2 separate regions of the Homo sapiens genome follow, and region 2 is linked to region 1. A link is a loop called in an ENCODE intact Hi-C map of the cell type or tissue named here. Cell type or tissue: PC-9. All regions are shown on one strand.

Region 1 (8,000 bases):
TGAGGTGGCGCCACTGCACTCCAGCCTGGGCAACAGAGCGAGATTCCGTCTCAAAAAAAAAAAAAAAAAAAATTGAGGCTACAATGGCACACAATTTTATACTCATTCATCTGGTAAAAATTTGAATGGTCTGATAACACCAAATCTTATCAATGCTGGTGAGAATGTAAAATTGTATAACTACTTTGGAAAAGTTTGACATTTTCTCCTAAATTTGGGCATTCATATACTATTATGGGTTGAATTTTGTCCCCTAGAATAAAATGTTAAAATTCTAACTCCTGGAACCTTCAATGTGATCTTATTTGAACTTTGCAGATGTGAGTAGCTAGGTTATAATGATGTCATACTGGGCCCTAAATTCAATAGGACTGGCATCCTTATAAGAAAAGAAGAGGCCAGGCACGGGTCTCATGCCTGTAATCTTAGCACTTCGGGAGGCTGAGGTGGGTGGATCACCTGAGGTTAGGAGTTCAAGACCAGCCTGGCCAACATGGTGAAACCCCATCTCTACTAAAAATACAAAAATTTGCCAGGTGTGGTGGCGGACGCCTGTAATCCCAGCTACTTGGGAGGCTGAGGCAGGAGAATTGCTTGAAACTGGGAGGCGGAGGTTGCAGTGAGCTGAGATTGCACCATTGCACTCCAGCCTGGGGGACAAGAGTGAGACTTCATCTCAAAAAAAAAAAAAAGAAGAAGAGGAGAGACAGAGACAGAAACACACAGAGGAGAAGACCATGTAAAGACAGAGATAGAAATTGGAGTGATGCATCTACAAGCCACGGGGTGTCCAGGGATGCTGGCAACCATCAGAAGCCGAGAGAGACATGGGACAGATTTTCCCTCAGAGGCTCCCATAGGGAACCAGCCCTGAGGACACTTACTGTGAGATAACACATTTCTGTTTTTTTGAGGCACCCAGTTTATGGTAATTTGTTAGAGCAGCTCTATGAAACTAATACACATACTCAATGACCCAACAATTCTACTCCTAGGTATAGACCCAACATAAACCATTTCATGTGTACAAGTGACTGCATAAGGAAGTTCACAGGATTTCAGTTCACAACAGCAAAAACCTGCAAAGAACCTAAAAGCCTAACTATAAAAGACAGAATAAATAAATTGTAGTAAATCCACGCAATGGAATGTTATTCAGCAGTCAACATGAATGAACTATAGCAATGAGGGGGTCTATCTGCAGACCCTGACCCAAACGATGGATGAATGAAGTACACTGACACACAGATATTCTGCTATGCCAGTCCAGCTGAGTGTCTGGGCCACTTACAGACTCCAAGCAGAGTGCTGTAAACAGTCACGACCATGGCCCTGACCAACTAGTGAGACTCGCATTTATTTAGTAAAGATGAATTGACAAAGGCTTGAGTCAACACCACCAGAGGGTAATTGACATTGTGGACTTCCTGTAGAAAGTAATTAAGCACCGGTGGTAGATCAAAGGTTAGTCTTAAACAACCTAGCTAGATACACTACTCTGCCTTCTTCCTTACCCACTTGAAGCTTTTTACTCAAGGTAAGGATTAGGTTGCCTTCAGCCATTGTCTTATCCTGAGACTTCTGTAAAAACCTTCAGGCCTTCCAAGAAAGTTTGTGTTTATTTTTATAACTATCTTTAATATTTTTCCCACCAGCCTGATTGAACTCCCACATAACAACACACAAAAATATGAGGAATCTTAACAATATAATAATAATAAATGAATCTAAAGAGTTTACATATTCTGCAATGCATTTTTAATAAAATTTATGACCAAGATAATAGTTCCTTTTTATGAATGCAAATACGTGCAATTCAACTATATGAAATGGAAGGCAAGGAAATTGTTTTTTTATTTTTTTGCAAACACTATGGTGACTTAAAGGCAAGGAAATTGTTAACATGGAATTCAGCAATATGGCTACCTTGAGTAGACAAAGGCAGAGGGACACGATGGGAAAAGCAACCATATGGTTAGATGTAGGTTGTTGTCAAGGTCTTAGTTTTTGCTTGAGATGGTGGGTTCATGAGTATTTATCTATGTCTACAGCTATGTTTATATGTATATTAACATAACAATATTTAATGGAGGAGGCCACTTAAGGACCACAGAGGAAAGTATGCCATAAATAGGATTAGAACTAATTCTTTTTTTTTTTTGTCTTGAGACAGAGTTTCACTCTTGTTGCCCAGGCTGGAGTGCAATGCCGCGATCTTGGCTCACTGTAACCTCCGCCTCCTGGGTTCAAGTGATTCTCCTGCCTCAGCCTCCCAAGTAGCTATGATTACTGGTGCCTGCCACCACACCCAGCTAATTTTTGTATTTTTAGTAGAGATGGGGTTTCACTATGTTGGCCAGGCTGGTCTTGAACTCCTGACCTCAGGTGATCCACCCGCCTTGGCCTCTCAAAGTGCTGGGATTACAGGTGTGTGCCAACGCATCTGGTAGATTAGAACTAATTCTAATCCAATCCTGTGCATCTGGGGCTAAACATCCCCCAAATTGTTGGGCTTTCCCAGATTTGTCCATGATTCTACAAACTGGTGCTTCTGGCTAATTCTGATTTTCACAAGGGTCTGGAAATTGGAATATTTTTTCCACGCTAACTCTATGACCTGCAGTGTGGCTAACCAATCTAGACCAAACATGCAGCTCTGGATTGTTCAGGATTTAGTGTGCCAATTTAGATAGAAAGCTCAATTAATTAAAATAAAGAAGCACAGAGACCAAAAGTTCATTGAGTTCAAGTAGAATCAGCTCAATGGGTGGGAAAAAGAAAAAAGAATCAGTTCCTATAAAAAAGGACAGCATAGTTGCTAGAACCCTCTAGAGATGTACAGATATTAGATAGTTTTGGCAGGAAGTGGTGGCCAAAATACATGAAACAACAACCTGAAAAAATAAGAGTTAATCAGGGATTACAGCAGGGATGAAAACAAACAAGCCAAAAAGCCACAGCAACAACAAAAACAGGTGGAAGATAACAGGAAAATCTAATCTTCACTGCCCATGGGCTGGAATGTAATGTTTTGGCTATGTTTTTCTTCTTCTTTTTTTTTTTTTTTTTTTTGAGACGGAGTTTCGCTCTGTCACCCAGGCTGGAGTGCAGTGGCGCGATCTTGGCTCACTGCAAGCTCCGCCTCCTGGGTTCACGCCATTCTCCTGCCTCAGCCTCCCGAGTAGCTGGGACTACAGGCGTCCGCCAACACGCCCGGCTAGTTTTTTGTATTTTTAGTAGAAATGGGATTTCACCGTGTTATCCAGGATGGTCTCGATCTCCTGACCTCGTGATCTGCCCACCTCGGCCCCCCAAAGTGCTGGGATTACAGGCGTGAGCCACCGCGCCCGGCCTTGGCTATGTTTTTCTTGGTAAACATCTCTACTATCTGCTTTTGAAATGATGGAGCTACCTTTCAGTTTTAAAAACAATATATTTCAGGCATCTCAAGTAATCCACAATCTGGAGGCAAAAGTCAAGACTGAGTTGACAGAGCACAAATCTGTTTCATTTGACTACATTAAAGAGGTTTGCATTCTTTCAAGGGCTTACTAGCGAGTTGTTCAGAAGCAGTACTGACACGGGGGCCTGGGATTGTTGAGGGATGCTTATGCACAGAGAGGAAGGTTTGCTAATCCAGGAGCACTGAATCATCATGATGTAAACTTGCAGGACTTCATGGCTTCAGTGATACATCATTGATCTTTAATTCCAGTCCACAGAACTTTTTTTTATGGTAAGGAAAAGGATATGGGAAGAAAAAAGTATTATAAGCATGTTTCTCATATTTCTTCCCTCTTTTACCCTATAAATAAAAGAGCAAAGGTATTACTGAGCAAATGTTCTCTTGAAAAACTTGATTTCTTCTTATGCTTGGAAATTTTGCTATAGAGATAGTCATTGCTACTGTTTACAGTAGACATTCCAACCCTGAAAACTAAACTCTGAAGTATTTACTATGCTTAGATAAATCACATATTTGTCCTCATGAGTACAGCCTGTTCAGGTTTGTACATACCATTGCGTAATTCCCTAAGAACTCTTTCCAATTTAAAAGGATGACTTTGGACACCTTTGTGGAAGTTGATAGGAAAGATTTTTGCTCTTTAAAATACTTGTTAAATAGGCCAGTTAAAAGTATGCTTTGTACTGAATTTTGCCTTTATCAGTAAAGGCTCCAAGAATGTTGATAAAATAAGAGAAAAAGAAATTGGGCTTTTCTCCTGCCAGAATTGGAAGGGAGAGACCCAAAACTAAGAACGGAAAATCTGTCATAATAATGGCAGAATCCTCAAAAGAAGATACACAAATAAATGCAGCTGAGGAACCTGGAGACTTCCCTGGTTTCTGTCCCTTGTGAGACTTCAAATCATAAAATACCCTAATATCTTTCTGTAATCTTCTGTCATGTTCTAAAATGTCTAAAATATTGAAACAGTCCTTATTATCAGAAAAAAGTAATCATGAACAGAGCCCAGAATATGGTATAAAACATTACCTTACTGTTCTCATCATGTCATTGTTCAGTCCTACCTCCAAACAATGTCCCATGAGAAAACCCAGAAGACATCTCCCTCACTAAAGCATTGAGAAATGCATTAATAAATGGAGCACCTGCAACCTCTTTCAAAGGAGAGCTCTGTGGTTGCTCTCTTCTATAGGGTAGGTGGAAAATATGCCATTGACATGGTCTCCCCAATTTCAATGATGGGATGATGGGATCTCAGAGTGGCATAGGTAGGGGTGGCACTGAATCTCCAAGGACAAAGTAAATGCATCCACTGTAAAGGGCAATCAGAATGCTTTGGCCTGCAGACATATTTGATGGTGGTTAAGTTATGGTGTTCTTAGGAATGAAATAGATGGGCAATCTACCATTGTATTGCTTGATCTGTAACAGAGGGAAAAATTCTAGGTCTGGTAGCTAAAAACCTGATGAGTCACTGCAGTGGACAGTCATGGCCTCTTGTGTTGAGATCTAAGTCAATTCACAGAGCCAAAGCTCCTTGATTAAAGAGGAGGCTGGGAGCCAGGCACAGTGGCCCATGCCATCCCAGTGAGTCAGGAGGCTGAAGCAAGAGGATTGATTGCTTGAAGCCAGGAGTTTGACCTCAGACCCTACGAAAAAATTAATCTAAAATGTCGGGGCGCGGTGGCCCATGCCTCTAATCCGAGCACTTTGGGAGGCACAGGTGGGCAGATCACAAGGTCAGGAGTTTAAGACCAGCCTGGCCAACATGGTGAAACCCTGTCTCTCTAAAAATACAAAAATTAGCTGGGGATGGTGGCATGTGCATGTAATCCCAGCCACTTGGGAGGCTGAGGCAGGATAATTGCTTGAACTGGGACCCGGGAGGCGGAGGTTGCAGTGAGCCAAGATTGCACCACTGCACTCCAGCCTGGGCTACAGAGGGAGACACCATCTCAAAAAAAAAAAAAAAAAAAAAAAATCTAAAATGGATCATAGATCTAAATGTAAACCTAGAATTATAAATCTACTAGAAAAAATATAGGACAAAATCTGTGGGACCCTGGCATAAGCAAAGTTTTCTTAAGTAGAACACAAAAGAAGATATAAAAGAAATAGATGGGGCTTGGCATGGTGGCTAACATGTGTAATCCCAGCACTTTGGGAGGCCAAGGTGGGCTGACCACCTGAGGTCAGGAATTCGAGACCAGCCTGGCCAACATGGTGAAACCCCATCTCTACTAAAAAAAAATTAGCCGGGCATGGTGGCACATGCCTGTAATTCCAGCTACTCAGGAGGCTGAGGCAGGAGAATTGCCTGAAGCTGGGAGGTGGAGGTTGCAGTGAGCCGAGATCACACCACTGAACTCCAGCCTGGGCCACAGAAGAAAATTCCATCTAAAAAAAAAAAAAAGAAAAAAAAGAAAAAGAAATAGGTAATCAGTTGGGCTTCATCAACATTTAAAACATTTCTCTTTGAAAGTCAGTTAAGAAAATGAAAGTCAGCTAGGTGTGGTGGCTTACGCCTATAATCCCAGCACTTTGGAAGGCCAAGGCAGGAGGATCACTTGAGCTCAGGATTTCGAGACCATCCTACGCAACAGAGCAAGACCCCACCTCTAGAAAAAATTTTAAAAATTAGCCAGGCAGGGTTGTGCGTGCCTATAGTCGTAGCTATTTGGAAGGCTGAGGTGGGAGGATCACTTGAGCAAAATCAAAACTGATTTTCATTAAATCTCAAAGTAATCTGTTGACTGAAAGAAACCAAACAAAGATATATATTGTATTATTTCACTTATATGAAATTCTTGAAAATAAAAACTAACTTATGTAGCTAGACTGCAGATCAGTGGTTGCCTGGGGACAGGTTAAAAAGTGCAATGAACTGCAGACAGGTATGAGAAAACCTTCAATGGCAATGGAAATGTTCAGCATCTTGTTTGTGGAGATGGTTTCATAGTTACATATGTTTACCAAAACTTATCAAATAGTGAACTTCAAATATATGCAGTTTATTATTCAAAATTATACTTCAATAAAGTTGTGAAAATGGGAGCGGGGAAGCAACAAATACTGGTGTGAGTCAACAGCATGAACCATATCACCTTTTCTCATTTTCCAGAAGTATGCTGAGTTCCTTGGTCAGCCAAAATAACCACCCTCTCGCCCATATGAGAGGATCTTCCTTGTCCATTTTCCCCCATAGTACCTGTCATTTTTTTTTTTTCTGCTGCTATAACAAAGGACCACAGATTGGGTCACTCATAAAGAAAAGAAGTTTAGGCCAGGCACAGTGGCTCACACCTGTAATCCCAGCACTCTGGGAGGCCGAGGAAGGATTGCTTGAGCCCAGAAGTTCAAGACCAGCCTGGGCAACATGATGAGACCCTGTCTCTACAAAAAATACAAAAATTAGCTGGGCATGGTGGTGTGTGCCCATAGTCTCAGCTACTTGGGAGGCTGAGGAGGGAGGATTGCTTGAGCCAGGGAGGTTGAGGCTGCAGTGAGCTGTGATTGTGCCACTGTACCCCAACCTGGGCAACAAAGCAAGACCCCATCTGAAAGAGAAAGAGAGAGAGAGGGGATAAAAAAGAGAAAGAAAGAAAAGAAAAGAAAAGAAAAGAAAAGCTTACTTGGTGTTGCGGGAAGTCAGGGACCCTGAATGGAGAGACTGACTGGAGCTACGGCAGAGGAACATAAATTGTGGAGATTTCTTCTTAATATGGACATTTATCAGTTCCCAAATAATACTATTATAATTTCTTATGTCTGTCTTTAATCTCTTTAAACTTTAATCTCTTAATCCTGTTATCTTGCTCACTGCAAGCTCTGCCTCCTGGGTTCACGCCATTCTCCTGCCTCAGCCTCCCGAGTAGCTGGGACTACAGGTGCTTGCCACCATGCCCAGCTAATTTTTTTCTTTTTGTATTTTTAGTAGAGACGGGGTTTCACTGTGTTAGCCAGGATGGTCTTGATCTCCCGGCCTCATGATCCACCTGCCTCGGCCTTCTGAAGTGCTGGGATTATAGGCATGAGCCACAGCGCCCGGCCTGATCAGAACATTTTTTAATGAAAGGATCTAGAAAGCAACTTGGAAGTGTAAATAGTCACCTTCATTTTCTCTAACTTGATCAAGACTAGTGGGTCCATGGCCCTGTGTTAGTTCATGCATTCATCTCAGACCCAAATGAAAGTTTCAACTCCCAAAATGCAGTTCCTTAGATGCTCGTCTGGACGTGATGACGTGCCCGCCATATAAGAAGGTGCAATCATAGGTATCACAGGTAGCCAGATAGAAGACATTTTTTTCTCCCAAAATTATTCCTTGGAGTGGGGAGTGATATGGGGGAAGAGCTCCCATCTTAAGGGGCACACACTGAGTTGCTTATGCTACTTCCTTGTTCAAAATGAAGTAACTGCCTTAATCTAAAAAAAGAAAAGAATATTTACAACACTGAAAATGAATGAACTACGATTTATGTATAGCATGGATGAATTTCATAAACATTGGACAAAAGAATCCAGACACAAA
Region 2 (8,000 bases), 1.2 Mb after region 1:
CTGCTCATGAGCTAAAGTGGACATAATACCGTTTGCTGTGTTGGAGGATGGTTGTTGGGGTTATAGAGTAACGGTTCTGAAGTTAGACCATGAGGGCTCATTGCTGACCCCAAGTCTTATTTGCTGTTTGACTCAAGCCAGATCTTACTCACCCTCAGTTGTCTCATTTGGAAAATGGGGGTGAGAATGGTCCCTTCCTCATAGGGTTTTAGTAAGCATTAAATGAGGTAATACGTGTGAGGTACTTGGCACATAGTAAGCGCTCAGGAAACTGTAGCCTCTTAGATAACAGGCATTTTGAACAATAGGTGCTCAACAAACAGAAGCGGAAGGAAAGTCAGGGCCAAGGGTGCTGAGAGCTGCTCACCATGTTCCTGCCGCAGCTGCTCCTGGGGCCACAGGGATTGAGATGCAGCACCAAGCGCCCGCCCTTCCTGCCAGCCCCTAGTCACTCAGGAGAGAATCCACAGCGTCTCCAGAAGCCTGTCTTGTAGAAATCTGGGCAGTCCACAGTGAAATTAGGAGCTCATCACTAGCCTCCAAGCAAGGAGCACACTGTTGGGTCCTCAGTCACCTGCGGGGTAAAGCATAAGGCCGCCCCCTCTGGTGAGCAAGTGGGACCTGCTGCCTGGCACCCCAAGTCGTGCACACCCCAGATGCTAAGCTCTCAGGAGTTCAGCCTGAAACCTGAAGCTTCTCCCCGAGGTGCCAACGGCACAGAACGCCTTTCTGCAAGCACAGAAAAGCATACACCCCTAAGCTCCTGTAGGAAGACTGCCTTGTAGATGAGGCTGTCTATTGAGTGATCTTTTTAGTGTATCTTTAATTAAACCACGTTGGATGCCATCCAAGAACGGCCTGCCTTGACCAACACTTGGCCCTACAGTGTCATAATGGGAAGTCCCCTGGTGCCTTGAGCCTTATCCTCCATCCCCATCACTGTTCCGTTTCAGGCTCTGGTGGGCTGTTTGCCAGAGGTCTATTTCCTGAGTATTACTTGTGGTCAGAGGTGAGAAATCCAGCCACTAACCAGGTCCAACAAATGTCGCCTGTAGCTGTTCCAACACACATGCTAGCTTTGGTGTAAAAACAGAGAACAAATAAATACATTTAGTAAAATCAAAGGCTGGGGTAAGCCCTCCAGGCAGTGTGGAGGTGTGGGGCACTAGAGGGATGTGACTCATGGTTAAGACAGTCTGTCGAGGACCACAACGCCACAGACTGGGGCCGTCCACTGAAACGAACGTCCAGGCATCGCACGCCCTCCTGGAAGACTTCAGCATCTTTCCCTTGGCATCCGAAGTTTGCTGAAAGATTCTTCCCTTCTCAGTAGGCACTCCTTCACTCTCCGCTGTTGGCCTCCCTCTCCTATCCTGCCTGCCCTTCTTTCTGTCACTCTCCTTAGAAAGACTTCCTGGTCCTCCTTCCACTCAGCCTTTCTGGCTCCTTTGCTTTTACTCTCCCTGCTTAACTCACGCCAGCTCCTCCATAGAAGGACTTGACACCTGGAGAGACTGGTTTCAGCCCCCTCTTCTTTCTGAAATGGGGACTTTACTTATTCTCAAAAGCTGGACTCTATGTGCTGCTCCTCTGTGGAAGGAACATGTGGTCAGGAGGAGAAAAAAAAAAGGCTCAGGAATAGATGATTTCCATAATTACGCTTCGCAAACCCTTGCCTCCATTCAGCTGACACTCTTTCTTTCTGCCCTGCCAAGCGGGCTTGCTCTGGCGCTCTCTCACAAACCCCCTCCCCACCCCCAACCCGCTTTTTCAAACACATACACCAGCACCCTCACATTTCACAATAAGTAAATGGTTTAAAAAAAAAAAATCTCCATTTTCTTTTTCATGCGGCAGATGGCAGTTCTCAGGAACTTGGTGGAAATTAGGCTTTCTGATTTTCTGATAAATTTCAACATCTCACACAAAAAGCACAAGCTCATTTTGATTCTGATGTTAAGTACCATATGGCATATCACCCGTGGAACGTGGCAGCTTCATAACCAGGGTAACAAGGAAGGGAGGGTCTTTCCTGTAACAACGAGGCTGAGTGGGAATGAACCAATTGGATTCCTGGGTGAATACCATTTGATAATAATATTGTATATGACAGTGGAGTAATTATCCCTCTTTTATGGTATGTGTTAATTTTCACTGCCAGTTTCCCTAATTACAACTGCCACCCAACGGACTACTTTTTGTAAATACTCTGTAAACATTTGAAAAGACATAGACAGTGCTTGTACCAAAAAAAAAAAAAAAAAGTCCCTAGATTTTGAAACTGTCTGGAAAATTGGCTGACGTTTTATATGTTTTTCAATTGCATAGACAGCCAGGGAGGAAATTTCACTATATGGAAATTCCCCTTCTCTCCTCCATGACATAATGGACCTCCCTGCCGATACTGTGACTGTTGTTTTGAGGGATATTTTTCGCTGTTACCTTTTTCTATATTAAGTGCGCAGTTTCATGATCTTTGACAAATGTACACTATTGTGTAGCTCACACCCTAATAAAGATATGGAACATCTCTGTGGTCATGGAAATTTCCCCGGTACCCCTTCTCAATCAGTCCTACCACCCTCAGCTGCCCCTATTCCGATTACTATCATATTATCGCCACAGACTAGTTTTGCTTGCTCTTGAACTTCACGTGAATACAGTCTGTTCTCTGTTGTGCCTGGCTTAACTTGTTAACTCACTTTTGGTGCATTGAAGAGTTCAAACACCATTCCCCAAATTAGTAACATGTATGTAAACACAGTCTCGCTTGATGCGTGTCCTGTGATAAGTGATGAGATCCAATAAGCCACATCTCATCTCCCGTGATCTATGTATGATGTGCGATGAGAAACACAAATCTTTTATTTTTCATGGACTTGCAGGGAGGGCGGGATACCATTGGGAGGTCGCTGGAGTAAACCTCTATCATTTAAGGAAAGAAACTAGAGGGAGAATGCAAGGTAAGAGTGTCTGAGAGGAAGATAGGACCCTGATCTGGTTTTTGGTGGTTTGTTTGTGCATTTCTGGGAACGCAGCTGCCTCATTCCTGGTAGGAAGCCTTTCCTGTGGTTGATTTGTTGCCCCCAGTCTACCTCAGACTGCCTGGCTTCTGAGCCGCTGCTGGCTTTCTTTCCAAGGCCTACATCAGCAGAGGAAGGTGTCCCCGGACACAAGACAGGGTGTGGCTGAAGCTGGGCTCCCAGAGGCCCGTCTGTTAAAAAATACGCCCCCACCCCCCACCCCCCAGGCCTGCCAGGTCTCTGAAATTCTCATTCCTTTTAGCTACAACTTGGGAAACTTCTGACAGAATAAAAATATATTCCTTTGGCTGAACAGATTAGCTAGTATTCACCTAAGAAGGAAAAGGACATAGAACAGTTCAACTTTGATGTGTGTGCTTCAGAGGGACTGAGAGGATCAATTTCCACATCAGTCCAAGGCATAGAGTGCTCTCTGAGAGGCAGGCTCTGCAGAGGGAGGTCTCCATCACCTAGGGACCGCAGAGGCACAGAATGAAAGAGTTCAGCTTTACTCGTGTGGCAGGTGGTACTGGGATGGCCTTGAGTTTTCTCCCTTGGTAGGATTAATATCTCATTGAAAGATGTCTTGAGGCTGGGATAACCTGGCTAAAGGTGGAGCTATGATAAACAGCCAGATCTCTTTTGGCATATTTGCGTATTAGAAACTTTAGTATGCAGCAACAACTGAGTCAGCTATCAGTAAGAATCTTCAGGAAAAAAATAACCAGAAGACAGGGCGGTTTGTTTTCCTAAATGTTCATAGTAAGTGCTTGTACTCTTTTCATGCCAGCTGTAATAATAATCACTCACTTTCACCAAGCCTCACAATATGCCTGGCACAAAGCACTTTCCATGTTTTAGAATGAGCCACATGAAATTGCCATTTTTTACAGGTCAAAGACTTTAGAATTGAACGAACTGAACCACTTGCATTTCGTTCTACTTAATATTAATTCAGCCTTACCACAATCCTATAGTGTAGGTCCTATTATCATAAACACCCTTGACTGATGGGAGCATTGAGGTGAAGAGACATGAAGTAGCTTCCTTGAGGCTCCAAAACTAGTTAGTGTCAGAGCTGGTATTCACAACCAGGCCTATGTCCTATATCACCTTCAAGAGAAGAATAAAACTAGCTGCTGTTAACCCCTCTCTTTTTTCTGGAAGAGGTTTAGGCCTGTCTTGGAGTCAGACAATATCTTCAGAAAAAAAATCTCTTTTTCCAGGAATGTCAAAACTCTGGCTTATGTGAGCCCATTTTATTTCATCAGCCACACTGGAAAGTGAGGTTTGATTCACACATGTGGTTGAGTACAATGTTGTGAAAAACACCTGAAAATGGGCTCTGAATGTGGAATTCTGAATCCTTTGATTTCAGACAAGAGGTCCTTTGATTTCCCCTTAGGATGGATGAAACCAGCAAGAACTGAGGCATTTCCTACAGGGTGGTAACCAGCTAGTGAACCCAGCTCACCTCCTCAATTGCTAACGGCCCCATACTCGTTGACAATGATATCTGTGTATTCTAAGAACTAGAGGGCAGGGCTCTTTCCTTTTCAGTTTGATTTTCAAATCTTCAGCGATGCATTAAGAGGACCAGCGGGATTGCTGAGCGTAAAGCGCCACCGTGTGGCCAAAGCCCCACATGCCAACAGGACGCTGTGTAAGTCATTCCCGCAGGAAGGGAGGCAGGAGGTGTGTGGCTCTGAAGACTCACAAATCCTGACCAGGTGCAGGATCATGGCTCAGAGGACTGGGCTCAAGTCTGAGTCTTCACCCTGCAACTGGTACTTGAGGTCTGGAGTAATCATGAAAAAGTCCTCTGTCTTTCCCAAGTGATAGTGCCCCTCAGTGTAAAATGAGGCTACAACCTTCTCCAGGTGCAGTGGTCCCAGAACTGCAAAGAGAATATACATCTGACTTTGTACATTATGTACAGAACCCAGGCAAGAATGGAGGTGAGGTCTCGCAACACTGGCACTCGAGGTAAGGGCTCCTCAAGACCAAAGTCAACAATCTTCAAATCTAACCTAATCTATACTTCCATTTGATAAAGGAAAAGTTGCAAATAAACCAGGTGATCTGGGGACTATATATAAGGAGGCATGACAAAAAAGGATTGTTACATTGTAACCAACTGAATGTAACTTGCAGATTTATGTATTTTGAGAGCCCTAATAATAATAATAATATGAACTGAATATTTATTGTGCTTACTCTGCCAGACACCAGGCCAAGGGCTTTATGTGCATTATGCTATCAGGTGCTCATGAGGGTCCCATGAGCCCAATCTTAACCACAAGTCGGTGCAGTGCTGTCTTCTTCAAAACAGCTTTCTCAGGAGACTGTACTTCCTCCAATTGAAACATTTTGAGAATTTCTCTTTTACAGCTACTTTCAGAGTGTGTGGCACAATTTTTGAATATCCTAAGTGATAGCAAATCAACATTCTTTCATTATGACAATAGTTAACAGTTACTATCTACCAGGCACTTTAACAGGTGTAAATTCATTTAACCTTCACCATGACACTATATGTTAGGAAATGTTATTATCGTGCCCAATTCCCATTTGAGAAAAATAAGGCGTAGAGGGCCTAAATCATCTGCCCACTTTTACACAGCCAGGGCCTCAGGCCTGCAGCTTGGATGAGACCGTGTGAGACAGGGTGAGGCTGGGTAGTTTTTTCTTTGCATGAGGGGGTACTCGGGATCCAGAGTCCATCCGCACTCCCACCCAGTGCAGGCCAGAGACCACTCAGTGAAAGGAGCACCTAAGTCATGAATGACACTTCAGCTGCCCGTGGGCTTCTGCTACAGGCAACTGTCTCTCAGCAGGGCTTGAGTTTTAGAAACAGTCAGAAGGAGTGCAGAGCTGGGTCTCATGAGACAGGTTAGTGAGCTTTCAGCTGTGGACAGTCCGATTTTGAATAAAAATTGAGACTGTTTTTCTCACCTGGCTGTGAAGCCTGCTCCACCAACCCTGCCGGTCTCCCATGCCGCTTCCCCTCTCGCCCTCTGGGCTCAGTCCGCACCCTTGGAGCACTTCCTGCTCATTGGCCCACTCTTTCTCGAACCTTGCTTGCTCCTCCTCTGCTTAGCTTCTGCATGCTGGGGTACTCCAGGCCTCAGGTGTCAGCTTCCTCCCTCTTACATCTCCACTCAGCACCTAGGTGACCTCACCTCCCTGTGGCTTCAAATTCCACCTCTGCGAGGATGGCCCCGGGATTACACCCTAGACCAAGCCATTCCCCTGAGCTCTACACAAAGATACCTAATTTCCCATTTGACATCTCTACTTGGAGGTCTACGGAAAGCTCTAAGTAAACATACCTAAAATAGATCTCTTGATTTCCCTCGCCACCAAATACCCCTGCCCATCAGCCCATCCCTCATTCAACTCAATAAAGGGAACCTCTATCACGATCCCATGTCTCCATATCGAATTCACAGCAAACCTAAATACTGGAAGGTTCTCCTTCAGAGTTGATCCTAAATCCAATCATCTTTGGTTACTTCCCTATCCCCACCCTGATCAAGCTACTCCCTCAGGACCCTACAGAGCTGCTCAACAGCTGTCCCCACCCCACCCCCATCCCCAGTCAAAACCTCACCCAACAGCCAGAATCATCTTTTAAAAACGTGATCAGATTGTGTTATTCCCTTGCTCAGAACCCTCGAGCACTCCTGGGCACCTTCCTTCCTTCTCCTCAAGATCCCTTGATGCCGTTTCACATGGAGCCTTCCTTTGCCTGGGCAGTTCTCCTCCTGGTCTCCTCCTGGTCCTTTGCCTGGGCAGTTCTCCTTCTGGTCTCCATTAATCCCCCATTTCATTCCATTAAAGTGTCACCACCTCTGAGAGGCCTCCACTGACTGAACTCCCCACCTTCCGCCTCTCTACACTCTGTGCCTTTCTCCACCAGACTTCACAGCATTTCACCCCCGGCCCTTTATTCTACGTAAATATATATGCATGTCATAGATGACTACTTATTGCCTATACACCTCTGCCCCCAAATTTAAAATCTCTGAAGGAAGGGATCTGGTCCTATTCTGCCTTCAGGGCCTAGAAGAGTGCTTGGCAAATACGGGTGCTCAGTAATGCACTACAGATCAGTCAGGGCCATCTTGGAGCTGCCTCGCATGAGCCATAATCCCTCTAGCACAGATGCCTTGCATGGTATTCCCTCGGCCTGAGTCTCTCTCCATGGCCCATGGCTCTTGACTTTTTTTTTTTTTTTTGTACTTTAAGTTCTAGGGTACATGTGCACAATGTGTAGGTTTGTTACATAGGTATACATGTGTCATGGTGGTTTGCCGCACCCATCAGCTCATCATTTACGTTAGGAATTTCTCATAACGCTATCCCTCCCCAAGCTTCCCACCCCGCAATGGGCCCTGGTGTGTGATGTTCCCCTCCCTGTGTCCATGTGTTCTCATTGTTCAACTCCCACTTATGAGTGAGAACATGCAGTGTTTGGTTTTCTGTCCTTGTGATATTTTGCTAAGAATGATGGTTTCCAGCTTCATCTTTGTCCCTGCAAAGGACATGAACTCATCATTTTTTATGACTGCATGGTATTCCATGGTGTATATGTGCCATATTTTCTTTATCCAGTCTATTATTGATGGACATTTGGGTTGGTTACAAGTCTTTGCTGTTGTGAATAGTGCCACAACAAACATATGTGTGCATGTGTCTCTATAGTAGCATGATTTAAAATCCTTTGGGTATATACCCAGTAATGGGATTGCTGGATCTAATGGTATTTCTAGTTCTAGATCCTTCAGGAATCGCCACACTGTCTTCCACAATGGGTGAACTAATTTACACTCCCACCAACAGTGTAAGAGCATTCCTATTTCTCCACATCCTCTCCAGCATCTGTTGTTTGTGACTTTTTAGTGATAACCATTCTAACTGGCGTGAGATGGTATCTCATTATGGTTTTGATTTGCATTTCTCTAATGACCAGTG

Evidence for each region. Hi-C counts contacts between places; a loop is a spot of excess contacts. Peaks named below come from ENCODE experiments on the same cell type or tissue, not always from the same donor. Only the 100,000 strongest peaks of a DNase experiment are listed, where the experiment ranks them.
Region 2: a loop joins it to region 1, with 9 times the contacts of the local background. A loop is called at or near these places in 10 of 110 quality-filtered maps.

The regions. Positions count from the first base shown.
Region 1 is chr13:49,854,742-49,862,741 of GRCh38, forward strand. No RefSeq gene overlaps it. Among named protein-coding and RNA genes, the nearest start is that of KPNA3, 66 kb to the left of the region's middle. In PC-9, no CTCF peak of the experiment used is centred here; DNase peaks (open chromatin) are centred at 3,670, 3,930 and 5,010; H3K4me3 peaks cover 1,115 bases; H3K27ac peaks cover 4,213 bases.
Region 2 is chr13:51,065,584-51,073,583 of GRCh38, forward strand. It overlaps the pseudogene GUCY1B2. Among named protein-coding and RNA genes, the nearest start is that of C13orf42, 42 kb to the right of the region's middle. In PC-9, CTCF peaks have their summits at 4,631 (motif pointing left) and 4,831; a DNase peak (open chromatin) is centred at 4,638.